Linked DNA regions of Homo sapiens: region 1 is linked to region 2. Evidence: chromatin loops called from intact Hi-C (ENCODE). Cell type or tissue: MCF 10A. All regions are shown on one strand. Links, peaks and the distances in the headings refer to the core of each region. The heading gives the core; the rest is flanking DNA. Region 1 has its middle 61 kb from the start of PRL. Region 2 overlaps CASC15 (cancer susceptibility 15).

Evidence for each region. Hi-C counts contacts between places; a loop is a spot of excess contacts. Peaks named below come from ENCODE experiments on the same cell type or tissue, not always from the same donor. Only the 100,000 strongest peaks of a DNase experiment are listed, where the experiment ranks them.
Region 1: it touches region 2 in a loop (10-fold over the local background); 2 of 110 quality-filtered maps call a loop at or near these places.

Annotation. Positions count from the first base shown.
Region 1 is chr6:22,227,705-22,243,899 of GRCh38, reverse strand. No RefSeq gene overlaps it. Among named protein-coding and RNA genes, the nearest start is that of PRL, 61 kb to the left of the region's middle. In MCF 10A, for the core only: no CTCF peak of the experiment used is centred there; a DNase peak (open chromatin) is centred at 7,049.
Region 2 is chr6:22,104,777-22,120,971 of GRCh38, reverse strand. It overlaps CASC15 (cancer susceptibility 15), which reads right to left. Exons shown (of 12, transcript NR_015410.2): 9 at 10,052-10,225. Among named protein-coding and RNA genes, the nearest start is that of NBAT1, 34 kb to the left of the region's middle. In MCF 10A, for the core only: no CTCF peak of the experiment used is centred there; DNase peaks (open chromatin) are centred at 7,721 and 8,301.

The DNA.
Region 1 (16,195 bases), core at 3,270-11,269, 120 kb before region 2:
GTTTGATCATTTTTCCATCTGCTTGTTGGTCATTTGTATATCTTCTTTGAATAATTATCTATTCATGTCCTTAGCCCACTTTTTGATGGGATTGTGGGGTTTTTTTTTTTCTTGCTGATGTAGGTTTTCTGTAGATTCTGGATATTAGCCTTTTGTTGGAAGTTGAGATTGTGAAGATTTTCTCTCATTCTGTGGGTTGTCTGTTTACTCTGTGCAAAAAAAAAAAAAACAATTCAGCAGAATAAACAGACAACCCATAGAGTGGGAGAAAATCCCATAGAGTACTTTAATTAAGTCCCATCTGTTTATCTTTGTTTTTGTTGCATTGCTTTTGGGTTCTTGGTCATGAAGTCTTTGCCTAAGCCAATATCTAGAAAGGTTTTTCTGATGTTATCTTCTAGAAAGAACCTTTATGGTTTCAGGTCTTAGATTTAAGTTTTGATTCATCTTGAGTTGATTTTTTGTATAAAGTGAGAGATGAGGATCCAGTTTCATTCTTCTACATGTGGCTTGCCAATTATCTCAGCACCATTTTTTGAATAGGGTGTCCTTTCCCCACTTGATGTTTTTGTTTGCTTTGCCAAAGATCAGTTGGCTGTAAGAATCTGACTTTATTTCTGGTTCTCTATTCTGTTCCATTGATCCATGTGCCTATTTTTATACCAGTACCATGCTGTTTTGGTGACTATGGCCTTATAATATAGTTTGAAGTCAGGTAATGTGATACCTCCAGATTTGTTCTTTTTGCTTAGTCTCACCTTCACTATGTGGGCTCTTTTGTGGTTTCATACGAATTTTAGGGGATTTTTTCTAGTTCTGTGAAGAATGATGGTGGTATTTTGATGGGAATTGCATTGAATGCGTAGATTGCTTTTGGCAGTATGGTCATTTTCACAATATTGATTCTACCCATCCATGAGCATGAGATGTGTTTCTATTTGTTTGTGTCATTTATGATTTCTTTCAGCAGTGTTTTATGGTTTTCCTTGTAGATGTCTTTCATGTTCTTTGTTAGGTATATTTCTAAGTTTTTTGTTGTTTTTGTTTTGTTTTGGTTTGTTTGCAGCTATTATGAAAGGGGTTGGATTCTTGATTTGATTATCTGCTTGGTTGCTGTTGCTGTATAGCAGAGCTAATGTGTACATTAATTTTGTACACTGAAACTTTGCTGAATTCATTTACCAGTTCTAGGAGACTTTTGGAGGAGTCTTCAGGGTTTTCTAGGTATACAATCATATTATCAGCAAACAGAAACAGTTTGACTTCCTCTTTACCCATTTGGATGCACTTGTCTGATCGCTCTGGCTTGGACTTCCAATACTATGCTGAATAGAAGTGGTGAAAGCGGGCATTCTTGTCTTGTTCCTGTTCTCAGGGGCAATGCTTTCAACTTTTCCCCATTCAGTATACCATTGGCTGTGGGTTTGTAATAAGCGGCTTTTACTACCTTAAGGTATGTCCCTTTTATGCCAATTTTGCTTAGGGTTTTAATCATAAAGGGATGCTGGATTTTGTCAAATGCTTTTTCTGCATCAATTAAGATGATCATGTGATTTGTTTTTAATTCTGTTTATGTGGTGTATCACATTTATTGATTTACATACGTTAAACTATCCCTGCATGCCTTGTATGAAACCCACTTGATCATGGTGGATTATGTATTTGATATGTTGTTGGATTCAGTTCACTAGTATTTTGTTGAGGATTTTTGCAACTATGTTCATCAGGGATATTGGTCTGTAGTTTTCTTTTTTTGTTATGTCCTTCCCTGGTTTTGGTATTAAGGTGATACTGGCTTCATAGAATGATTTAGGGAATTTTTCCTCTCTCTATCTTTTGAAGTAATGTCAATAGGATTGGTATCAATTTTTCTTTGAATGTCTGTTCAAATTTAGCTGTGAATCCATCTGGTTCTGGACATTTTTTTGTTGGCAATTTTTTTTATAACCATTTCAGTCTTGCTGCTTGTTATGGGTCTGTTCTGAGATTCTATGTCTTCCTGGTTTAATCTAGGAGGCTTGTACATTTCTAGGAATTTATCCATCTCCTCTAGATTTACTAGCTTATGCGTGTAAAGGTTTTCATAGCAGCCTTGAATAATCTTTTGTATTTTGTGGTATCGGTTGTAATATCTCCCATTTCATTTCTAATTGAGCTTATTTGGATCTTCTCTCTTCTTTTCTTGGTTAATCTTGCAAATGGCCAATCAATTTTATTTAACTTTTCAAAGAACCAAATTTGTTTCATTTATCTTTTGTATTTTGTTTCTTTGTTTGTTTCAATTTCATTTGGTTCTACTCTGATCTTCATTATGTATTGGGTTTGGGTTGGGATTGTTCTTGTTTCTCCACTTCCGTGAGGTGTGACTTTAGATTGTCTATTTGTGCTCTTTCAGACTTTTTGATGTAAGCATTTAGTGCTATGAAACTTTCCTCTTAGCACTGCTTTTGCTGTATCCCAGACGTTTTAATAGTTTGTATCACTATTATCATTCATTTCGAAGAATTTTTTAATTTCCATCTTGATTTCATTGTTGACCCAATAATTATTCAGGAGCAGGTTATTTAATTTCCATGTATTTGCACGGTTTTTAGGGTTCCTTTTGGAGTTGATTTCAAATTTTATTCCACTGTGGTCTAAGAGAGTACTTGATATAATTTTGATGTTCTTAAATTTACTGAGGTTTGTTTTGTGGCCTATCACACAGTCTGTCTTGGAGAATGTTCCATGTGCTGATGAATATAATGTATATTCTGCAGTTGTTGAGTAGAATGTTTGGTAAATATCTGTAAAGTCCATTTGTTGTAGGGTATAGTTTAAGTCCATTGTTTCTTTGTTGATTTTCTGTCTTAATGACCTGTCCAGTGCTCTCAGTGGAGTATTAAAATCCCCCACTAGTATTGTGTTGCTGTCTATCTCATTTCTTAGGTCTAGTAGTAATTGTTTTATAAATTTTAGAGCTCCGGTATTAGGTGCATATAAATTTAAAATTGTGGCATTTTCCTGTTGGACTAGTTATTTTATCATTGTATACTGTCCCTCTCTGTCTTTTTTAACTGCTGTTGCTTTAAAGTTTGTTTTGTCTGATTAAGGATAGCCACTCCTGCTCACTTTTGGTGTCCATTTGAATGGAATATCTTTTCCACCCCTTTACATTAAGTTTATGTGAGTCCTTATGTGTTAGGTGAATCTCCTGAAGACAGAAGGAACTTGGTTGGTTGATTCTTATCTATTCTGTATTTTTTAAGTGAAGCATTTAGGCCATTTACTTTCAATGTGAGTATTGAAATGTGAGGTACTATTCTACTCATTGTACTATTTGTTGCCTGAATACCTTGGCTTTTTTTCATTGTGTTATTGTTATATAGGTCCTGTGAGATTTACGCTTTAAGGAGGTTCTATTTTGGTGTACTTTGAGGGTTTTCTTTTGGGTTATTATGTGTTCATAATTATCACTTATTGAGGATATACTGCATGTTAGGTTTGCTTTAGTTTCTTTGCATATTTTCTGCAATACCTACAGCATTACTACATGGTAGCATCCTTATTATCATTTATAAAATCAAGGTCCTGAGGCTTTTAAAGTTAAGTAACTGGATTACACAACTAATAAAACTGAGAGTTGAACCTCAATTTGTTGAAATCCAAAATGTGCTTCACTAAGTCATGCTCTCCTCTATTGCTCAACAATCAATGGACACATGAGCAACTTGGTTTCTCAATCTTTAATTTGGCCTTGGCTTAAGTATCCTTTCATAGGATTGTTACCAATATTAACAGTCTGATTATCTTTAAGACAATATATACGCTTTTAAAATATTCTTTCAAAGTAAATATTTTCATCAGTTCTCTTACCAGTAGGGTTAGGAGGTTGGACTAATGAACCCTCAGTTCTGACATTTTCTAAATTGTAATTCTATTATACAACTGCGTTAAGACTGTAAGACAAGAAGACACATGAGAAAGATTGAGAAGCATAATTCAGAGAGGTAATAAGTTTCCCTACAACTTTAGGGAAGCCTAATAGGTCTTGCCTTAGAAGTTCAGCCTCTTAATATTACTTTTCACATAACATACTCTTGACAGCATTTATTATTAATGATCATCTATGAGTTATGAAGGACAAAATCATGTGAATGGAATCCAAAAGTCAAACAACGGTCTCTCAGAAGCAATTGAACCTTATCCAACTGCAGCATAATTTTGGGAATGAGCTAAAGAGTAGCACTAAAGAAAATGCTTTGCTTGAGGTAGTGATTTAATCTCTAAGGAGTGCCACCAGAAATATAGATGGAGCAGGAGAGAGGAAAAAGTGGTCATGGTATTAAGAAACATCCATGGTCAATCCCACAATAGGTCAGTTGTATGTGCAACCCTGAACTTTAAATCACATGGATTCTGAAGGCTTGGACGCAGACATATTTCTTCATTCAACACTCCCTGGCTCCTCGGTATTGGCAAATTCAGGTCTGTAAAGGGTCAAATGTGTTGAACTCCTGTCAAACTTTCCAGGGTGGTTTAAAGTCAGTAATTTTCATCTTAATCCTGAGGCCACAGTGTGTTCAAGTTAGAAATCTACTCCATATGTTCATGATATTATTTCACAGACGCTCCTGAAAGATTTCTTCATAAGAACTCTGTGAGGTTTCCAAACCTCCTTGGCCTCTTAAGATTGGTTTAACTTCAACATTAGAAATAAAAATATCATTAGTTAAAATCAGTATCTCTTATTGAGATTCTAGTATATGCAAAGCACTTTTTCATGCATTATCTCATTGAATTCTCACAACCAGCCAGCGAGTTGGATGGAAGCATCCCCTTTTTCAGATACGAAGGCACAGATGGATAAACAGCCCCTCAAATGTGTCCAGCTGGCTTATGGCCTCTGCCGAGGGCTGAACCTAAGTCTATCTAGCTCCAAAGCTCATATCCTTTTACTACATCACACTGTTTCTAAAGCTGGTTTCTTTTTAGATTAGAAAATGATAGGTATTCTCTTGAAATATGGGATATGCCCTTGCTTAGAAGAAAACGAAGCCCAGTAACATGTTCTCTGTTACCTAGCCCCTTCCCCAGCTGACCTGCCGACCACAGTGATATTGTAAGTTATTATTCTCTATAGAAAGGGTTCTTTGTTTGGGTCTTTTAAAACTGCAAACCAGTCATTCTGGAAAAAAAGGCAAGCAGCTTGAATTTGTACCCATAAGTTTGTTTGCATGCCCATTACTCGTGTCCCTTTTCTTTAAACTGAACTTGTCAAACTGTTTTTGCAAGTATTCAAAATGTTGCCACCCATTTAGTCCTCTCTAGAATATAAATTCTAAACGGTTTTGTAAAGAACTGGAAAGTGCTAGTTTTGCTAACATTTGGAGAATTTGAAATTAAAATGGAAAGATGTTAAATGATCAAAAAGGCAAGAGAAATATCACCAGAGCCAAAACTTGCCCTGACTCACCAGCTCCATGGTTGCATTCTCAATGTCTGGTATCTTGTATCTTAAGAAAACGCAAATTTGACTTATTCTTGCAAAATGCGAACAAAGTCAACTTTAAATCTAATAAAATAAAACATCTCCGGCGAATTCTGAAGTAGAAGATTTAAAATAGGAAAACGAAAAGTCTAAAAGAAGCAAAAAATTATTTTTATGTCGTCTACTCTGTGCCAGAACCCTGCCAGGTATTTTAACCTAGTGCCTTTTTCTCATTGTGACCCAACAAAGTAGGTTTTATTCTCATTTCATAAATGAGGCATCTGAGTTCTTCATATCTGAGGTCATATATCTTGCCCAAGGTCACACAAGAAGTAAATAGAAAACCTAGAATCAGAACTAAGCTCTAACTCCAAAACCCATTCCTTTTTCATTTTATTAAACTGTTGCCTTGAATTTTAAAATACATGAAATAGTCACTAAACTACATTTTCATTGACTAATAACTATTATGGGAGAATTATTGTAGAGTAATTCATAAAGCAGTAGAACTTGCCAAGTAAACACATTTTTAATGATGATGACCAAAGCATACTCATACAGTCATTTAAACAGGTGAGGTGATCATTATATTGCTCCCCTGTTTAAACAAGGTTTTCATTCATTTAAGAAATATAACATGGCATGATGCATGTTTGGAAGAGATAAGACATGCCTCTGAGCCACCATCTGAGAGGGTGAAGGCAGAGACCCATGATGTGAGAGGAAAGACAGTGATGCAAAATGTATTTTATCTCAAAGAAGCATATGCCTTGAGGTCTTTTCATTGAAAGTGTTAAAGTCCAAGGGAAGAAAATAAAACTACAGAGCCTTTTTCTTATTTTCCTCATCAATATGAAATGATTTATCTTACTTGCCTTATGTTTTACGCCATAAATAGAAAATCTTGATAAAATAACTGTGCGAACAATTCCAAATAACTATTTCAGATAAGTTAGGAAAATATTATCTATTGAATCACTCTGATGCCATTAATATTGAAATGAGTAACATCACACAGCCCATCTGAATCACTTATCATTTAAGTAAAATACACTGACACAGGATTTTGCATTTTTCCTCTGTAAGAAAGAAGCATCAGTGGAAAGCAGTAGAGGAACATAAACAAAACAGACGGTGTTAAGAAAATAGGTGGCCCCAGAATCTGTGTGAGAAATCTCAGACTCACACTCTTGGCACCGTTCCCCCTTGTGCCTCTTTGGAAGCTCTAGCTCCTCCAGATCTTGGCTGTTCTTTTTCCAAAAGACACCACTCATCTGACTTGATGTGAAAACCCACCCTCGGGTCATTATCACCAGGTAATGGCAAATGCAGAGAAAACCCTATGTTTCCAAATCCTGGATTCTCTCAGTCCCTTGGAATGTGCCACTTTTCAGGAAGTGTTCAGGTCCCTTATGTCAGTACGCTCCTCACCAGGACTCTCAGCCCTACCCCATGCAAGTTTGCTGCACCTCTCTGAATCTGAAAGCAGGTTAGCACAGCCTGATCTTTCCCAAGTATGGAGAATCAAACCACAGCCTCTATTTCAGTGAGTCATCACTCCTCTTCTTGTCTATTCCATGTCTAGGAAGATTTGTTTGCTCTTGTTACTCACCAGTCTTGTACCACCAGACAGCTTGGCTGCCTCTCAGTTATTTCATCTGTTCAACTAGCGTTTGGTCATTCCCCTCATCGTGATGTGCAGCAGATGGCTTGGGTTGTCCTCCTTCCTGCCCAGCAGAATTGTGTTACAATAAGCATGACTTCTGTGCCTGTCAGCTAGCAGTGCTCCAAGCCACCACTTGCAAACTCCCTTCATGCAATTTAATGAGGATGTTTCTTAAGTAGTTATCTCAGTCCGTTTTCTGTTGCTTATAACAGAATACTTGAAACTAGGTAATTTATAAAGAAAGGGAATTTATTTCTTAAATTATGGAGGCTGAGAAGTCCAAGGTTAAGGGACTACATTTGATGAGGGCCTTCTTGCTGGTGGGGACTCTCTGCAGATTCCCAAGTTGATTCAGGGCATCACATGATGAGGAGGCTGAGTGTGCTAGGTCAGATTTCTCTTCCTCTCTTACAAAGCCACCAGTCCCATTCCCATGATAACCCACTAATCCATTAGCTTATTAATCTATGAATGGATTAATCCTGCCCTCATGACCCAATCATCTCTTAAGGACTCCACTTCTCAATACTGCCACATTGGGGATTAAATTCCAACATGAGTTTTGGAGGGGACATTTAAACCATAGCAGTTGTGCTGCAACAACTGACTATGAAACTCAGGAGTGTAGTCTCTGGCATATAACAGTCTGAGACAGTTACACTGCCATCTTCCTCTTGACTTAACTCCGGTCTGAAATTCAACTTGGCATGCCCCATATGCTGATATCCCATAAAACATGCTATATTCTTTTATGTGGTTTTCTACTCTATGCCAAGCAAATGCCATGCTATTCATACAAATTTAATTTAAAACAATGCATATTAGTCCATTTTCATGCTGCTGATAAAGACATATCTGATACTGGGCAATTTACAAAAGAAAGAGGTTTATTGGACTTACAGTTACGTGCCTTGGGAGACCTCACAATCATGGTGGAAGTTGAAAGGCACATCTCACATGGTGGCAGACAAGAGAAGAGAATGAGAGCCAAGCAAAACGGGTTTCACCATATCAAACCATCAGATCTCATGAGACTTATTCACTATGAGGAGAACAGTATGGGGGAACTGCCTCCATGATTCAATTTTCTCCCACCAGGTCCCTCTCACAACACATGGGAATTATGGTAGTAAAATTCAAGATGATATTTGGGTGGGGACACAGAGCCAAACCATATCACTATGCAAAATCATTTATTCTTTCAAATATGCTTTTAATATCATACATCAACTTAGAGCAAGAAAACCTACCATATAGCTAGAATAATTATTGGGAAAAAATATTGAAAGACATTGTTTTATTCTACCAATCTAAACTTGTGTTTCTCACCACTGGGAGTATATTAGAATCCCCTATGGGACTTAAAAAAATTATAGATGCCTTAACTCCAGATTGCTTATGTCCCCTCCCAAAAGATCAAGCTGCCTTTCAAGCTTTTTCCATGTAGCAATATTGTAGCAATATTGTGAGGTTAATTCTGAGGCTTTTATAGAAATGTGGCTAACTAATGAATACCTTGAGTATCTCCATTGTACAGTAAAAAATATTACTGTAGCCATGAAATGTGTTCATATTCCAATCAGAGTTTGCCCTTTCCACTGGGGCCGAGTCTAAGAATTCCAGCTGGTAAATGGATAAGTAGAATAAACATCCATGTAAATAATAAGGAGATTGCAATTAGGATCTGCTTTTAACTTAAACCTTTCTGTGATCATCTATCTGATTAAACCATTCATCTTTTTTAAAAAAATAAGAGTGTTGTTCTCTTACAAGTTATTGCCTGAGTTATCCTGGATGCTCAGGTTGCAAGAATAGATACATTCAGGTTATCTCAAATGTTAAATAAATATTGTAAGGCCTATGAGAAAGGAAAGAAACTCCAAAACTAACTCTGCAATACATACCAAAGATTGAAAGCAGAATGTTCTTTATCATTTTTTAGGGTGAATAGATGGTTTCTAGAGAGCAACTCTAGAATTCATCTCCTTAGCAAAGTATGGCATTGTGGTCAACACAAGAAAACTCTAGATGCTTCAAGTAGAAGGAATTTAATACAGGAATTGGTTTCACAAGAGATGAAAATGTGAGAAGATCAATAGGCAATGGTGGGTCTCATTAAAATCAGCAATAATCTGCTGTCACCCTGAGAGCTGGAAAGACAAAGAGAGAAGGTGGTGTTACAAGAAATGACAAAGCATGGCCACCTGGGGGAAAGAGGACGACGGTGGGCCTGCCTGGTGGGAGGTTGCACAATCAAATGAGATGCTTTCAGGCAGGAGCTGGAATCATAAAGGTTATATAGCCTCTGCCAAAGACACCAACTGAGACAGGAAGAGAGGGGAAAATATACTGGCTTTTCCCTTCTTCCTGCAGCCATATCTCCTACCGGTGCCTTCCATCAACTTAACATAACCAGGAGTTAGTGATAGATATCAGTGCTGGAGAAATATAGAGAATGGATCTGAGGGCAAAAAGGCAAATTTCAGAACAGAGGGCATCTGTGGCTCCCAGCTCTATCACTTCACCATCCTGATGATTCAGCATCTCAGTCTCTGCTTCACCTTGGATTGCTTACTTCTATCTCTTTGTACGTTATGAATTCAAACTCACAAAAAGAAAGGGTATGCTTGGGTTGATTAGCCCTGCTTAATCTAAAGCAGTGTTATTAGGTAGAGTTGTGCAGCAATACAGTTTCTATAAAACTCCTTTTGATTGAGCCACGTGTGCAACAAGCTATAGAGTTCTTGACAAGTCACTTGGTGTAAAGCAAGAAAACTACCACACGAAGGAAACATCCACAGTTAATGTTCTCAGGAAAGGGACATGTTACATCTAGGAAGTACTTGGAGGATTTTTGAGAAATCCTCAGTGTTATGAGCTGAATTTGTGCCTTTCTCCCAAATTCATATGTTGAAGCCCTACCCCCCAGCTGCTTAGAATGTAGCTGTATTTGGAGATAGGGTCTTTAAGAAGGTCATTAATTTAACATGAGGTCATATGGGTGGGCCTTAATCCCATATAACCAGTGTCATATGGGAGAGACTAGGATACGGACACGGAAGGAAGACCATGTGAAGACAAAGGAAGCAGACAGACACATGCAAGCCAAGGAGAGAGGCCTCAGGAGAAACCAACTCCGTTGACACCTTGATCTGGGATTCCTAGCTTCCAGAATTGTAAGAAAATTAATTTTTGTTGGCTGGGCACAGTGGCTCACACCTGTAATCCCAGCACTTTGGGTGGCCAAGGCGGGTGGATCATGAGGTCAGGAGATCGAGCCCCTCCTGGCCAACATGGTGAAACCCCATCTCTACTAAAAATACAAAAATTAGCTGGGCGTGGTAGTGTGCCACTGTAGTCCCAGCTACTCAGGAGGCTGAGGCAGGAGAATCACTTGAACCTGGGAGGCAGAGTTTGCAGTGAGCCAAGATCATGCCAGTGCACTCCAGCCTGGCGACAGAGCAAGACTCCGTCTCAAAAAAAAAAAAAAAAAAAAAAGAAAATTAGTTTTTATTGTTTGAGCCACTCAGTTGGTGGTACTTTGTTACGGCGGCCCTAGTAACCTAATATAGTTGGTAAATTAGACTGAAATGTTTGTATAGATCACCAGTACTTTGAAGGACAATGGTGTGTACAATATATTTAGTGATGATTACCTCTGTCACCAGGGCTCTTTAACATTGGTCTTTGTGTTAGTCAGCAAGGGCTGCCATAACAAAATACCACAGACCAAGTGACTTAAACAATAGAAATTTATTTCTTCACAGTTCTGGAGGCTGGAAGTCCAGATTAAGTTGTCAGTTCAGTTTCTCCTGAGCTCTCTCAGTTTGCAGACAACTGCTTTCTTAGTGTGTCTTCATGGAGACTTTGCTCTGGGCAAGCTCATCCCTAATGTCTCTTCCTCTTTTTATAACGATACCAGTCATATTGGATTAGGGCCCACTCATCTGACCTCATCTAAACTTCATTATCTTTTTAAAGGCCCTATCTCCAAATACGGTCACATTGAGGGTTAGGACTTCAACACATGAATTTTGAGGGAATATTATTCAATCCTTAACAGTCTTCAAACATTTAATCTTTTCTACTTTTAGTTGTAGCTACTGAAAGTGTTCCCATCTGGGCAGCAAAGATCTGGTCTGGAGACCCAGCTAGGACACCTCTTCTGAGTGTCATCAAGTTGATCACAAGTTCTAATAATTAGTCTTTAGTTCTCTAAAATGGGAATCCAAACCCTTTTCTCACCAGGTCATTGTGGAAATTTAATTAGACTGTTGATGAGAGTATTTTGTGAACTACGAATAATAAAGTTTCATCACTGATATCCTCATGAGAATCAGTGTACCTCCCAATGTTTACTTCTATCTGGAAGGTCATCCTCCACATAATCACTAGGTCGAGCCTATTCTTTCTTCCATTGACACATTGCCTAGGTTATATTTCCAACTGGGCCTGGGTTTGGCTGGATCTTGCTTCCTACATCATTTCTAAGATCATGACTATTTACAGTTTCCTCCCCTATAAATAGGATAATATTATCTGTTTCATAGGTGTTTTGAGGATTAAATGATTCAATAGCTATGAAACACTTAAAACAGTGTTAACATATATTAGGCACTGTATAATTGCTGTTAACATCACCATCATTATTACTAGAATTGCAGATAACTTTTTTATATAAGTGATGTTATTACCCTATTTGATTCCCCTTTACCAGGCTTATACACCCACTGCCCAGCTGCTGCAGGTGTGGGTTGTCACAGGTTCATACCTGCAAACTTTTCTAGAAGATTGCCCTTGACTGACGGGAATCGACTCCACTAAGATATCTGGGGATGCTGTGCCTCAACCCCTGGAGGCAATCCATAGCCAATGACTGACTCATACAGTCCCCTCTGTGCAGGGCAAACTCCGTTGTGGGATTCACTCTCTAGTATTCTGCGATGGGAAAAATCTGAGGCTAGATGTTTTCTGAAACCACATCTTTGCCCAGCTTCTTTCCCTGCCCCACCTTATTTCCCTTACCCCTTGCAGGATTCTCCTGAAACCACCCCCTCAGTGAATCACTTGCACAAGAATTTGTGTGTCAGGCTCAGAATCTAGGGAACCCAACCTGAGAAACTCACCTTACAATTAGACCATGTTTTATATATTTTCTTGTCTCTACCATGATATCTAACTTAATACCAGTCTTTTATTAGGCATTTAAACAAATGTTTTCTGGTTAATCAGTTGAAATAGCTTCAAAATATCTCCAGGAATAAAGACTGGTAATTTCAGTTTCAAAGACCTAGAGACCAAGAATGTAGCTGCAAAATACAGAAATTGTGCGATGGAAAAATGTGTTCACCTACCTTAACAGCTGATGTAAATCACAGTTAATTGCGAGCATTGATTGGTATTAAACGTGAGTACTGCCAAAATGATAGGATCAAGTGTGTCATTTGGAAACTGCATATACACCCAGAGAAAATGCGGAGAACATTGTCATTGAACACTTTCGTATGCTTTGTGGATGGATTGTGTCATCTTAGTGACAGCACATGCTGCAGAAAGGGTCTCTGAGGAAGTCAGAGGACAGGTCTTTATCTCTTCATTTCTCCTGAGGTTACAGGAGCAAGTTTCAATTAAAGGCAATGAAAGAATGCGAGCATCTTCCACTACTACGAACAACCAGATGTTCTTACCTTAGTTCATCTTATATTTCACATTGACATAAAAGAAAAGTAAAATATTATTCAAAGATATAGAAAGCCATAGCCATCTGCAGTCGAATCAGCCTTGCCCTTCCTCTCATGGCTTTCTCATTACAATCACATAAAGTAACATAGGAAAGAACTTTTTAAACAGCAATGCACTATGTAATTACATGGTACTAAATGATTATTATTAATATTGTTTAAAAAATACATTCCCCACAGGTATACATTAGGTGTTTCAGGTATATTAGTCAGAATTTGTTTAGTGGCAAGTGGTAGAATCCTAACTTAAACTAGCCCTAGCTTACAAAGTACTCAATCATTGGGTACAGGGAGTTCTGACATCTAGCACAATTCCAATTGTTAAAACTCACAGCAGAGCTGATTGGGGACAGCACACCAGTAGAAGGGAAGGCACCAGCTGGCATGATATATCAGGCATTTGAGAGGTACTAGGACTTTGTAACTAGGACAATGCTATTCCAATGACTATTGCTAAATGATATTGATATTCTAAATCCGTGGATCTCAAACTCCAGCATGCATCAAAATCACCTGGACATTTGGCAAAACGCACAGATTTCTGGGCTCCAGTGTAATGTTTCTGATCAAGAAGGTCTGAGGTAGAGCCAAAGAATTTACATGGTTAACAACTTCAAGGTGATGGTGATGCTGCTGGCTCAGGGACCTTCCTTTGAAAACCACTCTTCCAGAAAAAATTAATGAAAAGGTGCAGGTGATTGACAGCCAATGAAAACCAAGTGTGAAAGCCAGAGGGCTTCTGCGGTCTCTCACAGGGACTCTACTTTCTACAACAGGAGGGAAGAAAAAGCTGGGCCAGGGCCTGGTTTAAGGGTGGCCAAACTCCTGATAAGGGAAAATACTCAAATGAAGGCAGGCTGTTAGATAAACATCAGCACCTGGTTGGGAAAAATGAGATCTTTCCATCTGAAACTGTAGAACCTGGACAAAGGCACCTCAAAATTTGGAACCCCAGAATGTTCTGCAACTTTGGAGCCTGCAGTAGTAGCCCATACCTCTCTATTAAGAGCTGGAATTCCTCCCTTGATTGAAAATAAAGGAGCGGCTTCTCTCCTGCAAGTTTCCCTGGACCCCAACCTCCCGCATAGGATTCATGGGCATTGATCCCTAAAAATACCCATTATGCCCAAATCCATCTCAGCGTCTGCTTCTGAAAAACACAACCCATGACAGCAGCCTCTAGCTGGTGATGACTGGACCCACAAACTCCATAGCTTTAAAACCCTTGCGGTCAAAGTTTTTACCCGTCTGCCTTTCAGCTTAATTTTTTCCCGTTGATGATGCACTTTAACCCTGTGCGTGGACAGCACAGCCATGGATGTATCAGACTTACTATACAATAGCAATTCTGTGGCACAAGAGTCTAAGAGGCATCTCTTCTGATTCAGTTTGAAAAAATCCAGGGAAAAATCCTTACTGGTCTTGTTACAGGTAGTTAGGCATGAGCGGGGCAGGAGAGGGCTCTTCCCCTGGCACCCACTAGAAATGTCGGGTGATGGTTTGGCAATTATTGCATTTCCTCTCTAAAAATGATAATTCAGCAGCCAGGGACAGGCTCCTGATGGTCCACACCTGTTAACATTAAGAGTGTTAATCGAATGCAGGCCCCAGAGAGAAGCTGTTTCTTGGGCATGCGTGTTAAGAGACAAAATGGCACAGTATGATGTTTTGGGGGACACATGAGACTGGAAAAAAAGGAAAAAAGCCTCAGATGGGCACTCTGAGTTATACTCATGTATAACTCCAGATACGCACTGCACACACTCAGTTCCAACAGGTAAGGAAAGCACCGTGCATGCAGGAAGCCCACCCTAAGGGAAGAGTCATGGGAAAGAGGCGAGCCTGTGAAGTCCTAGAGTCAAAGTTAAAGGCCTTTTTTTTTTTTCCCTTCTGTCTTCTCTTTTCTCTTTTTGACCTTCAGGCACCCACTTGGATCTCATCCAAGGGTTCTTTCCTTTCTTTCCTGTTCTAAAGCTTTTTAAATAAACTTCCATCCCTGTTCTGGAACTTGCCTTGGCCTCTTTTTCTGCTTTATACCCCTCTGTCGAATTCTTTCTTCTGAAGAGGTGAGGACTGAAGTTGCTATGGACCCATAGGGATATGCTGTCAGTAACTCAGATCTCTTCCACCGCTAACAGTCTGGCTTGGGTTGTGTGCTCACAAACCTTGGGCAAATCACTCACTGTACCCAGAACCGTGAAGAATATGATACATGATAAGAGCATCCTGGGCCAACCCTCACTCCTGTGGCCAGGAGCCGAGGACTATCATGAAAAGGAGGAGAAGGTATGAAATGGACAGGAATGACAGCAAGCAGTTCTGAGTGTGACTGATGCTAATTCACACCAAAATCCTTCTATATGTCCTCCATTATTTTCATAGTTTAAAAAAGGAGAGTAAAAAGGGGGGGAAAATGCCTACCTCTTTTATCACAAATTTTCATATCTGAGGGGGTATGAAAATAGGTCATTAATGAATCTTGGTTGCAACAGACAGAAACCTAAACTCAAACTACCTTAAGCAAAAATTGGAATTTATCAGAAGGTTCATGTAACTACAGGAAGTAGAGTGGTTCAGCAGGCCACAGACTCTCAGATACCACCAAGCCCATCTCTCCCCTCACCTCTTGCTTCAGCCTCTCACTCTGTGGCATCATGTCTTCCAACCAGCTTTCTCAACATAGCAGGGAACAAAAGAAGATGAAGCCACCTGTTTCCTGTTTCCTAGCTTCATAATAAATAAGGAAATGCCATTTTTTCCCTTTCTCCAGGTTGAACAATGATAGGAAAAATTTTGATGGCCCGGCTTGGTTCTATGCCTAACTCTGGAAACAATCATACATAATCAGAAGAAAAGTCTCCTAGGGTTGGATCAGATTAATGTCATACTCATGATGAAAGGGGAGATGAATTATTCAAGAACATGGAAGAACTGGGAGAATTACATGGCTGGGAAGCCACGAGGAGAATTTCCCAAATAAAGGGGATTGCATAACCTAGTAAAGCTGGAAGAATACCAGACAGAGAAAACATTGACTCCATTTCAGAGAATACAACAACAGGGTTTGCTTTCTACAAGAAACAGGAGAAATCACATGCACAAGTCTGCAAAGTGTATTACATAATGCACTCAAAAAAAGAAAGGCATAAATTTTCATTCAATCTCATCTGCTTTTGTAAAGATGCACACACACACACACACAAACAGGTTATAGGACGTAAGTACCTTAAACGACACTTAAAAGCCACTAGCTTCAATCTCATTACTTTTTAGATGAGGCAGCTAATGTCTACAGAAAAGTGACTCATTTAAAGCCAC
Region 2 (16,195 bases), core at 4,678-12,677:
TGAGGCCCTGTCTCTACAAATTATTTATTTATATATATATATATATATATACACACACACACACACACACACACACACACACACACACACATATATTTAGTCAGAGTCTCACTCTGTTGCCCAGACTGGAGTTCAGTGGCGCAATCTCAGCTCACTGGAACCTTCGCCTTCTGGGTTCAAGTGATCCTCCCACCTCAGCCTCCCAAATACCTGGGGACCACAGGCACATGCCGCCATGCCCAGCTACCTTTTTTGTATTTTTAGTAGTAACGGGGTTTCACTATGTTGGCCAGGCTGGTCTCGAACTCCCAACCTCAAGTGATCTGCCCACCTCGGCCTCCCAAAGTGCTGGGATTATAGCTGTAAGCCACCGTTCCTGGCCCAAATAATAATTTTTTAAAAACTATTTGGGTGTAGTCATGTGAGCCTGTGGTGCCAGCTACTCAGGAGGCTGAGGTAGGAGGTTCACCTGAGTCCAGAAGGTCAAGACCGCAGGGAGCCAAGATAGCACCACTGCACTCCAGCCGAGGTAACAGAGGGAGACCCTATCTAAAAAAAAAAAAAAGAAAAAGAAAAAGAAAAAGAAAAAGAAAAAGAAAAAAAAAAGGTCAACCATCTGGCCATTTCTTTGAGTTCTTATATTTTGTTAAGACTCCAGTGCATGTTAATAAACGTGTATGCCTCTTCTCCTATTAATCTGTCTTTTGTCAGTTGATTTTTAAGCAAACCTTTAAAGGGTGAAGGGGGAGTTTTCTCTTGGCTAATTGCAAAGGGTTCAAAGTGTTCATAAGTTGAGGAAGAGTGATATAAGTAAGGAGAATTATATTGAAGACTTTTATAATTCAAGTGATTTCTCACCTGGAACCTGACCTGTAGAGGAGGAGGGAAAGAATGTACTGAAGAATAGTAAGTGAGGGAAAATCCTAGGAGCAGGCTTTTTAATTTTAGGATACATCAAAAGATATTTCTGGAGATATTGTGCAGATTGGACCAGGATGGTAAGAAATAGGTGACAGGGAATCTAACTAAGACAAAACCATGACAGACTAATTATATTTCTGAATCATAATGGAAAGAATTTGGCATAAAACTGAGTGTGGAAACAGAACACACTGGAAGATTCTTTAAGAACTTAGGTCAACAGCAATGTGTCAGCCTGAGATAGAATACAGCACAAACGCAGGTGAGAGTTTGGAGCAGGACACCATGGAAGAGGATGCCACCATTCAAAGAATGAGGTTTCAGCTGTAGCTTGGTCTTTGGCACCTGTTGAGAATCACATGAAAGCTACAAACCCTTTTCTCAGAAAAATGTAGGTACCCACACCATATATGTTAGCATATGATTTTAGGGCATTCACAGTTCACCTTTGAAGCCTCTTGTTTTAAGAACCTCCTCACACAGAGTAAGTAAAGAAGAATACTAAAGTTGAAACCCTGAGGGACATTGTCACCAAAAGGGTTAGCAAAAAAAGGACAACTCAGCCTAAGAAATTGAGGACGAAGAAATGACACCATAGATTGAAGACAGCTGCCGATTTTCAGAAGTAGGAAAGACGCAGCAATAACAAATGTTAGTACGAGGCTAAGTGAAGTGAGAAGTAAACTTTGGCCACTGGTGTGTTTTGGTCTAGAGATTTGCTGGTCCAGAAGCCAGACTGTTGTAATAAGAGACATGAAGAAGAAAAATCAGAATTTGTGTAGGCACACTTTGAAGAAACTAGCAACTAGGAAGTTTGAATGAGTAACAGGTAAGATAACAGATTTTTTACTTTTTGTTTCTGGATAGGGTTGAGCTAAAATGTGAGCCTGCTTGTTGGCCAAAGGGAAATAGCAGAAGAGTAAGAAAGATTGAGATAAAGTAGAAAAAAATTATGCAGGAAAGAAAAGAAAAGAAAAGAAAAATTATCGCAAAAAGAGAAATTATTGGAAAAATTAATGCATAGAAACATTAAAGAAAATTTATCTTAATCATGGCAATTTAATGGAGGAGATGTGACACTTTCTATGAGACGGAACAGAAAGAAAACACCTTTCAGCTGCAGATAATGGCAGATATGGAAGAAAGGAGAAGATAGAGGAGATTGTACTAGAGGATATTTATCTTCTCTGTAAATTACAAGGCAAGGTCACAAGTGCTGGGAAGGGATGTTACGTGCTTAATGGTGGAGGTGGGAAAGGCAGGCATATGTTACAGATATTAGCACAAGTATCCTTTTTCACCACGATGTGTCCAATACCTAGCACAATGCATGGCACACAACGGAAAATCTCTAGATATACATTGAATGAACAACTGCAATTTGAGGAATTTAGGTGCATGGAAAAATGTAGAACAAGCTGATAGGTCAAATGGAATAAAAGTCAACCAGGGAGAAGTAAAAGGTGTTCCAGATATTTTTAAGAGGTTTAAGAAAAGGAAGCCCAGAAGTACTGTAATTTATGACCTAATGGAGAGCTCCAGAAGACCTGCAGTGATCCTAGGAAGAAAAGATCTACAGCCTCCTCGGGAGCTATTCAACCTTGCAGTCCTCGTACATCCTTAGAAAACAGGTATCCATTCAATGAATAAGTAATTACCGACAGTTGGCAGATAAGGCATGTAAGTTTCTTATCCAACACCAAATACTCTTAGCAGAGATGGACAGTGTAGAAAAATTAGTTAATTACACTGTCAGCTAGTCACCTGGACTCTGTGGGTCCCACAAAAGTAAAAGGAATGACAGGTAGGACTGACCCACAGCTCCGCAGTGGGTCAGTCTAGATAAACGAGGGGCCTCACTCATCTGCGCTTTGTATCCTTTCTCATGTCTAAAACCATTCAAACTGAAAAACAAAAATCCCTCTCAAAATCCAAAATAACAGTCACTGAACAATGGAGAATGGAAGGCATATTATTAAATCTCTCCCACTGAAGGGCTGTTGAACTAGAGTCCCAGTGACTTGGGCTACACGATGTGTTACAGATGCTGTGTCCAGGTGTCTTTTGAATTCACATTATATCTAATAAATCACTGTATGTTCACTTGTCCTATTAAAACTGTATTCTACCTTACCAGGTCTGCATAATTTGTAGAAAATTGATTGCTACAGTTCTCACTAGAAGCTCTAATTGCATTCCTGGTATAACTTAAAATGATAACCTTATCTTAATTAGTAGCATGATGCAGAAATGCTTTGAAAGCCTCTGAGAACTAACCTGCATTTTTAAACACAAGCCCGGGGGCTTAGAAAAAAAAGATTCCTGTTGAATATTGCTGAATACATAAGCCAATGTTAATTTATCAAAACTACAAAAGAAAATTATCACACAGCAAGACAGACTAAACAATGCAGCTCACACCTCCTCTGATCAAGCAGTTTGCAACTCTCATTGTAGAATCACACAAGATGTCATTCGAATGCTTAGTCAGACCTCTGCTGACTGTTGACACCCACAGAAGAGTCTTTCTCTGGTTTTTCTAATGACACTATTGATAATCAGTAGAGCACGACAATGGTGGAATGAGTAGACAAACAGATTGGAGGGTAGGTATTGTCTTCATATGGGATTAATTACCATACAGATCCCCAGTAATAATCCCATAGGCTCCCATACCAGTCTTCTTCCGCAGTCAATCCTAGTTCATTTAATCCCAGCCCTCCTCATCCATCGCAAGCTTTCTAACACCGCCTTCTGGTCTGCCCATGTTTAGAATGTCTGAGTGACGCTCTAGAAGATAAACGTTCCCTGTGGGAGAGGTTACATTCTGTGTACATGTTTTCCGTATTATCACTCTGGTGAAAAGATGTCCAATGGCTCACCGATGATAACCATTACCTAAAAGAGCACCTCAGAACATCTGAACATTAACATTTCAAACAATCACCTTAAACTATACTATGGCAAAATAAAAGACTTTGCAAGTAAGTCATTATTGTAAATACCCAAAGTAGATGTCACAAGTTTCTCAATATAAGGCTTGTAAATTGAGGCATTTTCTAATAACCACTATGCAGCTGGGCATATCTCCTCAAATTTCCACCAAAAAAATAAATATTGGGTAGACTTTTGCTTATCATCCAGAATTATTAACTACAGCTACCCCCAGAAATGTGGAATAGATGCTATTTCAAGAGGAATACTCTTTCAAGCTTGGCTTCTGAGGTCTGTGGTTTCTCCCTATAAGCCGGAACCACTTGGGAAATAACTACCTTCCTATAAAGCAATTTAGCATTCCCTTCTTTGAAAATGTAAATGGTTCAAAAATTTTAAAAGTATCTTCTCCTTACTAGAAGTTAACAATTTTGTCTAGATGTCAGTGGTTAGCACTAACAGAGGATATTATAGTATGATATTATCATTAGAACTGAATAACTAGTGGAAAGCAATATGATATAAACACCTAACATTTTATTATAGTTCCATCTAGCTTAGTTTGTAAGCATAGAATATAGTAAAATTAAATAGGAGAAAATAGGTACATAATAATATTAATGTATGCCAGTATTAATGTGCTTTTAAAAAACAATTTTTTTAATTATCAAGGTTTTTTCAATAAGAGCATTAAAGCACTATTTTAAAATACCCGCTACATGCAAGAAGCTATGCATTGTAATTGATGTGAAAGTAAACTGCTCTTACAAGATAGCAAAGCATCGATTTAATTTATGTCAAGCTTGTCTGCAATAAGATATGTCATTTCAGAGAAGTATTAGTATGTGTAGTGTATATGGGCATATATTTACATAAGCAAATTATCCATACCTTGAAAGTCCCATAAATGTGTGTATTACTAGGCACATTTCTTCTTATTTAAAACTGTATCTGTGGACTTGAGTAAGGAGATTAAAGACTAAACATATATTAACACTGTGAAAATTCAGCCTGAAAAACTTCAGGATAAGAGATATTTTCATCAACAGATATTTCAAACTGAGTGACCCCAAATCTGTTTAAGACTGTTCTAAAGAAGGAAAGCCCTCATATAATTTAACTTGCTTTTCATTTCACTGGTCTGACAGCCACATACTGATAGCATCTTCAGGTTACAAATCCTGCCTTTTTACCATTGCAGTTATAGTCTCATTTACAACATTAGTGTGCTAAATAGGGACTGCATCAAAATCTTCAATTATTTTCAGACAGTCTATGCAACATTGCTGCTAATTCTAATGCCCAGGAAGCACAATCATCGTAACCTCTGCTATGATCCCAACGAGGATTCCTCAAGCTCCTTATAAATGCATTAATCGCCCCTATGAAAGTCACTGCTTGCTTTTAACGAAGATAATGTATGTTACTGGGATTATACCACTGCATGCAAAATCATTAAAGAAAGGGAGACCAGAATTTATGATTAAGCCTTTGGACAGCAGGGCACTATTTTAACCATAAAAATCACAATCTGCAGAGACAGTGGCCGAAGCAGAGGAACCATTAAAGACTTATAATTAGCATCAATCAAGGTGACACTACTGTTGGCATCTTTATTACTTTAAATACACTAATCAAATACTTCTGCATTGAGATGGAAAGATTGATAGGCAGCTAGACATAGAAAACATCTCTATGGAGAACAACTTTAAATTATCTGTTTGAAAGGTTAAAAAAAAAAAAAAAGTATTGGTATTAGTCAAGTAGGATCCCAACACACAACTCCAAAAGAAAAGTACTCAGAATGGACCTATGACGTTGTCAGGATCCTCAAGTGGATGCTTTAACACTAAGCATTTGCATGTCCCCTCTGGGAACCCACTGGACTTGCTTAATTTCGAAGAAAAAAAAAATAACTCAGGGGAACACAAGCTTCAGGCTACTCTGTCCTATAAATAAATAGCCAAGCACTCCTGCCCAACATTTATATATTTTCTAGCCTTCTCCTTACATGTGCACATGGAAATGAAAGATAAAAGGAGAGCTGAACTTACTACTATTTACATAATTACAATAGGGGCTGTCAATATTATCTAATTGCATCGCTGCTCAATTTCATACCACACAGACTCTGAAATATGCTGTTATTATTACTGCTCATATAAATATTTCAGTCTTAACGAACAAGAAGCCACTCAGCATCTCTGCCACCCCTTGAGCCCATATGGCATTATACCTTAATGACTAATTTTTAAAGGGCGCTCTTCTCCAAACACTTTCTGTGAACAGTTTCAGTGTTCACAAACTGAATTCTTGAGGTTAAGGGCACACACCATAAGGAAAGGATATGAAGTAGTTTTCCGATAACAAAGTCTGGCTGGAATCAATTCAGAATTATGGATAAAGATTTGGCAAGGCATCTCCCAAGGGTACAACTTCATCTTTGCCAAATGAAATTATAATTGCAAAGACTTTCATTATGAAGATGATGAGTCCCAACAATCGTTTTGGCTCCAAAGTTCAACTTTTACTTACAAGTTCCTTAACTGGCACCCCCGCCACTAGGTTTAAAAAATATATTACATTTCCTTTGAATTAATACCTGCCTCTTTAAAAAAAAAAATGGTTTGTTTGTGTCCATAAAAAACTGGGCAGAGTCAAAGGAAATTCTTCATTGCTTCCCCTCAGCAGCGAATAAAGGACTGAGGAAAGAGAATGAATGATAAAGATGAAACAATTGGAAGAAGCAAATTACTTAAGAGGAAATACATACAATTTACTGAAGGAGTACTAGCTAACTCAAATCCAGTTTCATTTTAAATTTTGTGGTCAAAGAAAGATTTTCCAATGTAACATGATAATCTTACAGAGCCAAAGACTAAGGAAAATGCTACAATTTGACTACTGAAAATCCTATTAGTTGGCTGGGCACGGTGGCTCACGCTTGTAATCCTAACACCTTGAGAAGCCAAGGCAGGAGGATCACTTGAACCGAGGAGTTTGAGACCAGCCTGAGCAACGTGGTGAGACTACAGCTCTACAAAAACTACAAAAATTAGCCAGGTACAGTGGCACACACCTGTGGTCCCAGCTACTCAAAAGGCTGAGGCAGGAGGATCACTTGAGCCCAGGAGGTTGAGACTGCACTGACCCTTATCACACCAACACCACTGCATTCCAGCCTATGTGTAGATCGAGAACTTGTCTCAAAAAAAGAAAAAGAAAAAAGGAAAATCCTACTAGTTTAAGCCAATATTTAACAAATCACTCCAAGACATTATGCTGCAATTTTTAAAAGGTTCCAGTATTCTCAACTTCTCTCAAATGATGATAGCAAACACTTCTGCTTCTTAAAAGGATAGCAGTCCCTTATATATGAATAGGGTTTTACATTTTACCAAGTAATTTTATACATATTCACTTTTGCATCAACCTTGTGAAGCAGATAAGATTATTTCCATTTTACAGATGAAGTTATAGACTAAGAGAAGGTAACAGGCCTCTCTCTCAATGAGCACCCAGATGGTAGACGTATCTATTGACTCAACGCCTTCTCCACTATACCATGCTGACCCTGAGTTGCTTTGAAATATTCCATAGCCTTGTTAACTGAGGAGAGAAATCATGAATTACAGATCCTGATTACCTGTAGTAAAGACAAATATTAAAGAGTACTCTTACCAAGAGAAAGCTCTTCATAAAGAACCAGTAAGATGCATGTTAAGCATGAGAGAATCCTAGTCAGTTTGCTTTGTTTAGAGATGGGTCATCTTGCTATTCCAGTCCAAGAGTTTGCTTTTCACTGTTGAATCATTTGATTCTCACTGACGCAAAAGGAATGGGAAAGGCTGTGCAATACTGTATGAGGCTGACCTTACCACTTACGGAAAAGCTGCCAGCCAGACACAAAGTGTTGGCTAATAATGAGTCAGAGATGGACTCAATAATATCAAAGACTTTTATGTTGAATCCTTAACAAAGGAGCTTGATGTAAAAACAAGGGTTTAAGACTGGGAAATGGCAAAAGAAAGGAACAGTCACTTCCCCATCAGAGGACACCCTTTTGCCAAAATTTGCTGAAATGTGTACACAATACTTTTAATACTTTTAAATAGACATGTGTTAGAGAATTCTTATCAGTAAGTGCTGCACGCTAGATCCAAATGAGGAAATAATTTGAAACCTGGCAAATTCTCTTTTAACATAGTAAATAGCTCAAATCTTATTGGTTTATATTTTCCAGTTACTATCATTTTCGTGTCAAAAAGAGGAGGAAAAAGATAATAGGAAAACCAAACGACAAAAATAATTGCATATAATTATATAACACTTGGAAAAAGAAAACCTTCATCTAACAGCAATGGCAGGAGTAGGCTTATTACAAGGACAACATTACCACCCTGGTCCACTGCATTCTCTTTTGCAATGTTTCAATGACTCTCTTATCTTGTTGCTCCAGCAATAATAACTGAAGTTATGTAACTACAGTCCTGAGCTGACTACAAAATACAATGGGTGTGAAGTAATTGAGGTTTCTCAATTTTTAATACAGGTAGGGATATTTTTCATTATATTTATATGTTTCACAATGGAGTCATTATCATAGGAAAAATGAGCTGTGGATATTAAGGACATGGAGTTAATTAACAAATAATATGGAAAACTTTGATAAATCAAAGGAGCTTCTTATCAGTAGAAATGTTCTCCCAATCTAGCAATAAATATTCCAACAAGTCATTTTAAATTACATACATGCTGTGTTGTCATTTTTCTAAGGTGATGGATAAGGAGATTTAATTTCTTTAACTTGGGCATGTTTTCATTTGTTGGAATTCTATCAGATAACGACCAATATAAAGTGTGTAACAAAGAGGCTAGCCATTACAGGCACACAAAAGCATGGGTTTGCCCATCTCATGCCCTGTCCTCAATGGTGATCAGTGGAGAGGGGATGGAAAATTTCTGCTTGCATATGAAGACTCTAAAAATATTAATATAAAAAGAATTCCAAACAAATGTAAGGTGTAAATTTACAGCACTCTGATGGTTTGTTTGGTCTGACTTTGAAAATAAAAGTAAAAGGGCCAACATGCTAACATCCTAAAAAAAAAAGTCATTTAAATAGTAAGAATAACTTATGAGATAATGGAGGTACTAAATGGCCCACTGAACCCTGAAGGAAAATTAAAATTCCTAAGTGAAGAGGAAAAAACTGCTTTGATGCATACCTCTCAGAGAAACACAAAAACTGGGTTTATCCATAAACCTGGCTGGTCACAGAACACATTAGCAATGAGAAATGCCATTCAAGAAAACCCTATAGATCTATTTCTCTACTCATGACCAATAGCTCCACAGATTCAACTAGAATGAAGATCATGAATAAAAAGCTTACAATAAATGGTAGCATGCAGTAGGCAAACATATACAAAGGAGGTAATCCCTGAGCACCAAATTACAGCCTCTGTCCACAAATTATAACAGCACCCTTCTACTATCTAAGATCTGGGTTACGGACATGTAATGCACACTCACTCTCCTAAAATGTAGCCACAGAAGCATGGCAAAGACATACACCTCTTAGGGCTCAAGGTCAAGAGCACAGGACATAAATTCACTAATGCTAAAAATGAATGGAAAGCCAAAGAGAAGAGATGGTCTCTATTACTTTGTATTGAAGCCCATAAGTGGTTTGCAATTGTCGTACAAAATACGTTTCCTCACTATCCTTTGTATTCTGGTGTGGGGGTTTTATTTATTTATTTATTTATTGGCCATTATATGGCCCGATCTACTATACGTCGAATAAAAATGGATCATTTCTAATTTAATAGTGACACAAAACCTTTGGAACTCATACACTATTGACATTGCATACAATATTGACCCTGAATTTATAAAATATTGACTCATTTTTGTTTCTCTGCACTTTTCTCTAGGATGTGAAATGATCAGAATGAGTTTGCCATAGGCTATTGTTTTTGTTTTATTTTGGTTGGTCTTGATGCTCTCAACTAACCTATCACCTGGACAGACTTCTGGTAAGATTCTGACTAACCAAACCAAATTGAAAGAATCAGTTGCATGCTAGATAACAAGAGACTATTTTCATTTTAAATACATCCTGATAAAGCTTTATGGCACTACTTCTTTAAATTTTAAAATAAATGTGTAAGAACTACCAAAACATCCATACCCATACTGTTGCAAACAAGGTACACATGTGGTTTCCAGAGGGAAACAAAATGAGACTCAAGGCAGTAGCATTTGTAGTGGTTCCTAAGCATGGAGAGAGGACCTGAGCTGTAAGCCGTTCTCTCTTCTCTCTCTCTCTCTTCAGCTATCTGCTCCTGGACAAATCTTCAACTTCCTGAAACATAAGCATAATAATATTGACATTACCTCATTGTGTTACGGTAAGGAACAGATGAGAGGGCGTATGGGAAAGCGTTCTGTATACCATAAAATGCTCCAAATACATACATTACAAATGGGAACACTATACATCCACAAGTTAAAAAGAGAGAAAGACACACTGGTGTGGCTGATTGGAAATGTATTCATTATAATACAGATGTGCAAAAAATAATTTTTTAAAAAATGGTGTTTCCCGTCACATAACTAACTTCATGTTGCTCACAAGTCTCCATTCTCCCTTGGTGATAAAAATGCAAAACAAAACAAACATTTTAAGCTGGTTCATTTAATATCACTCGGGTTCTCTGGAAAATGGTCAATTTGGGGCAGATTTTCAGTCTTTCGGGTTGTTTTCTCTCTTCCCCCTCCTTCTGGCATGCTAGCACCTCCTCAGAGGAAGCGTATGTAACGCTGTGGTGGCAAAAGAACATCTGCTCTCATCACTGCCCTTCTTGGGTGGGCTGCTGAAGTCTGAGTAAGGCACAGCTAATCTTGCCTGGTCGCTGGTGGATGTTGGCTTCTAACTTCACTGTAACTGTTTCTGAAGTGTCTGGGATGGTCCTCTGGTCATAGGCACCAAACAATGCCTGCTTGTGGCCATCTCCCCCGACTGACTAGACTCCTCATCTCAGCTCTATCTGATGCTCAGACTCAGCTGTGACTCCAGCTTGGAGAGGGGCACCCTGTAATCTCTGCCACCGATTTCCTTGCTTAGAGCTACCAGGACCCTGCAAGGTGTGCTGATGCCTACTTATTAGGTCACTTCATCATCTGTCTCTCCAGAACATCTGGCTCAATTTTAAGATATGAGGTACCTGGAAAAGACGTGAGTAGAATGGCTTTTTCTTCAACAGGCCACTTTTCAACTCTACTACCTGTGCCAAGATGGTTTGGAGATCCTCAAAAGGCACTCCCCCAGGGTTCCAGAGGATCAGGAAGACACGGCCTCCTCTGCCTATCCCTCCTCAACCTTCCGAAGTGTTTTGTGTTGTTTTTAATCACCTTGTTCTTGATCCCCATCCTCAATCTCTCCTCAAGCATCACTTTGATCCACCAGAAGGATCTTGCTTTCCTATGTGGTTGCATCTCACTTTACATAAGATCCTGTCTCAGATCCTCAGGGTTTCTTCTTAATATTTAAATGTAAGCTTTAGAATTTTCAACAAATCCTGGTTTTTATAAGAACTTCTCTGATGGCTACCAGGGCACATTTGTTCTAGAATCTAGGCTGTCCCTGCCCTACTCCTAAAGCAACAGTGGCTCTCAATTCCCCATCCATGAGCATGGCACCTGCAGAGCAAGATTTACAGGGATTTATTTTTTTAAAGCATCATGAAATGTTTCAAAATTGTATCCTTACTATATTAGCTAGGCAGTTTAGGATTATGGGAGATTTTCAAGAGTTTCCTGAATAAAGAAAGATAACTGTGAAATAACACTTATATGGTATAGATATTATTAGCCCATTTTACAGATGAAGAAATGAAGGCTCGAGGAGGTGACGCCAAAATTTAAACTCAGGTATTGGTATTATTATTCCAGCATTCTTTTCATTACTAACATCATAGTTCCTTGACAGTATCAGTAAATACAAAAAAAGAGAAATATAAATATAAATTCCTGCCACTTACCTAAGCAAAAAAAATAATGATTTTGGTAAAGATAACAAAATAGAGAGACCTTGATGTTTCATTAAACTTCATTCATCATTTTCTTCATTCAACTATCCTTTATTGTGTGCTTCTGCCATAACAAACTGTGAAATTTAAAATCTGGAAATTTAAAATTTGTCCCTGCTCTTAATGAAAGCACAGTATGGGGGTGGGGGGAGGCAGACAAATGTAATTATAATACACCTAGGCAAGTTCAGTGCTGTATGATTTTTATTATCATAGGGCTTTCAGGGTTTCCAAATCAATTTTTTCCATGCTTCCAATGGTTACTAAGTTTACACAGTAACTCTACAAGTAGGAATTTCACTATACATGTTAGGATGTGAAGAATTACTTAGTTGAAAATATTTGTCTCAATAAATCTGCAAATTACCAAGGGAAAGATAGAAATACAGGGTATATAGTGACATGGAAGTGATGAGGGCCACCCACTCCAGCTACCTACACATGTATCACTGGTCATTTTCTTTTTCAACAATCTCAGTGCCCTAAAAACTGTACCTCTCTGGAGCAGCCACAGTTAGCCCCACTTGTTCCCACAGCAGTGTTAGAGAAATCATCTACACTTCACATCTGTACCCAGCAGTAATGACTCACTGACCTGAGCTAACCAGAAACAAAATGCAGGCTGGGCACAGTGGCTCACGCCTGTAATCTCAGCACTTTGGGAGGCCACGGCGGGCAGATCACTTGAGGTCAGGAGTTAGAGACCAGCCTGGCGAACGTGGTGAAACCTCTTCTCTACTAAAAATACAAAAATTATCCAGGCATGGTGGCAGGCGCCTGTAGTCCGCTGAGGCAAGAGAATCACTTGAACCCAGGAGGTGGAGGTTGCAGTGAGCTGAGATTGCACCACTGCACTCCAGACTGGGCGACCGAGTGAGAATCCATCTCAAAAAAAAAAAGAAAAAGAAATGCAAAGGCGTGTGTGTGTGTGTGTGTGTGTGTGTGTGTGTGTGTGTGTGTATACATGCACGCACCTGTGTCAGAGGTCTTTGGATATAAATATATATGCATATACTTACATATATAAATATACATATATATACATACATACATATATATACACACATATATATAAAGATGTATAACTTTACTCATAATCCTCATACATCTGTATTAGGTGAAAGATAAGATGTCCAAATAAATGATACTTCAACTGGTTTATTCTCTGCGTGTTTTAATCATTGAAATACATTCTCTATAGTGTGTGTCTCTTTTTCACTCAACACGTATATACACACACAGAGCATTAAAAATAAATTTGGTAAACTTCATTAAAATATTTTCCTCAAACATTTCCCAGATATTTCCCAGTGATCTGAGAAGAGTTACAGAGAGACTACCTCCAGAAGTAAGTTATGACTTTGAGATAGTATTTAGGTGCCTGGTTGTATGAAGGTTTTATGAAAATAATGGAAAAAAATTTGATAGTTAAAGAGTGACTGTAGTCTTCAAATACTAAGTGTGGTGAAAGGGAAAAGTAATATAAATGTGTTCAATTCTATTCCTCCAAATTCTGAAACTCAAACACCTGTCCTGAAACATTAATGTCTTTGACTTAAAAATGGGACTTAATAAGCTGCCACATGACTCAAACTAATAATTAAAAAGAAAGAAAATACAATTACTGTCTAAATAACAAATAGTCTAGAAGTATAGTATTAAACAAAATAAAAATTCACAGCCATTTGACCTATTTGGGGAGTGGGGAGCATTTACATATCCCACTATGGAATTATATGTATGCTAATTACATGCTAATGTAAACATGAAAAAATATTATATGGAAATTGCAAGTTGAAGAACCACCAAAAACATACAAAGGCAAAAAAATAGGTCTGCTTGAAAACAGTTTCTGCCATCTTGCTTATTCATGTGTAAACGTTCAATATGCTCAAGGCTTTGACATCTCTATTCATTTTGGGATTTGAATCAGCTATAAATATATAACCTCTAATTATACGATTTGTCAAAAATTCTGAAATTCTTTTACATATCAGGCTAACTTTATAAAAATATATATATATTCATGCTTCCCATTTTAAGTGATAACTTTCCGGGAAATTGAGAGCCCCCTAATAAAGAGTACATGTTTGTTAATTGGCCCATTTGCCTGACCATTCACACCTAGAACTGTATTCTTCCCAATACAGATAACATTTTTAATCTTCTTTTTTTTTTTGCGACTGTGTTCCCAAAAATGCTTGACAGGTGCATTCTATAAATCTCTCGTTTACGGAAGGCAAAGAGAAGCCTCACTTTCCCATTCATACGCTATTGTATAATCAGATCTCTGTAGGCAAAATCTCAGCAAAAATAAGACCCCTCAATGGGTTAAACAGCACAAGTGCCAAGCCTTTCCTCCAGATTTTTGTGCCCTCCAGCAATAAGCTGGCTGTTGCACCTGGCAAACATATGCAGAAAACTAGGCCAAATATGGTTGACAAATTTGGCCAGATTCTTTCCTGTGACCCACTGTGATAGTTAACCTAAAGTTCCCAATGTCAATTCAATTTCCAAAGGTAAACTTTTAATTTTTTCCTTAATACGTGTTAATAGTTGAGATACTGGTGTAAACAAAACCATCTCATGTTTGAAGTAAAAACTAATGCATTTTAAAAAATTAACAGATGTGCTACACTTGTATCAGTGGAGAGAGTGAATATTGAGAATAAGATGGATACTATGGAACTGGACCTGATGATATCATCTCAAGGTTTAGAAGCATAAGGAAAGGATGTGTCCAGTGCTTCTGCCAGGTGCAACGCCTTTTAGGTTGCCCACAGTAATTGGCCATCAAACTAAATCTCTAAAGTCAGCTGAAACTTCATGGAGGTAGTTGAAATTCCAGGGCTTCTGGAGGTTCTACTATTTGTCAAACACGGGATTAAATCATTTAAAATAGCCATATGCTTTAAAATATTGATAATAAACCTAAATAAATGTATCCTCTTTTCCCATACCTCTGACATTTTCAGGCATCCACCATTCTAGGCAATGGTGATAAAGACATGAACGTTTTCACAGTCCTTGCCTCCAAAGGTATCAGCTCCGAAAGTATTGACTACAACAGTAGAAAGCCTAACACCTGTGCTAACTAGAGTTTCAACCTTGTTCTTTAGGCTGTGTTTTTCAAGCCATTTTTTTTATTATGTCAAGTAATATGGAATGATTGAGTTATTGTATCTATTACATGTATCTATTACATTAGAGTGACAGTTTATTGCAGCATTACCAAAAAGCTGTATTCTGACAGAATGCATATCAACACACAGCAGCAAAGATGAAACAACTTTTTCCTACTCAAAAAAAATTTACACAAGAGGTATGTGAAATTCACATATGTATTTAAGTTTGGATAAAAACTTAGCTCACATAAGGAATATACTGAAATTGAGCAAATTATATATCACTTAAAATAATACTACAAGAAGCTAAAAAAAAGTAAGGGTGTTTGTACACTCAGAAAACTGCCACAAAACATACCCCAGATAAATCAACAAACCTCTTTATGCCTATTTTATAAACTATTACCAACTACGTTGTACTCTGTTTACTCTTCTTTCTTGTGAGGACAAACCTTCTCATCCTACTGGCTTTGTCACCCTGTCTCGTAAGCAAGCCCAAATCGCTTCTATCTTTTTTTTTTTTTTTTTTTTTTTGAGATGGGGTCTTGCTCTGTTGCCGAGGCTGGAGTGCAGTGGTATGATCTTGACTCACTGCAACCTCTGCCTCCCAGGTTCAAGCAATTCTCCTACCTCAGTCTCCCAAGTAGCTGGGACTACAGGCACATCACCACACCCAGCTAATTTTTGCATTTTTAGTAGAGATGGGGTTTCACCATGTTGGCCAGGCTAGTCTTGAACTCCTGACCTCAGGTGATCCACTCACCTCGGCCTCCCAAAGTGCTGGGATTACAGGAGTGAGCTACCACACCCGGCCCACTTTTATCTTTAAAAACCACTCCTCTTTGCATGTCACTCCATACCTGTGCTCCAACTCCTCGTCCTCTCCAAACTTTTGGTGAAAGTGGGCTATTTTTACTAACTCATCTTCATCACTCTATATTCATTTCTGAATCCAGTGAATTCTGGTTTGAATCTTCACAATTATAGTAAAACGGCTTACTGTTAAAAGTTAAACAAAATCTTCTACATTGCTAAATCCAATGGACACTTTTCATTTCTCACCTGTTTCAACAGCTCTGTTAAATTTGGTCTTGTCAATTGCATCCTCTTTCCTAAAAC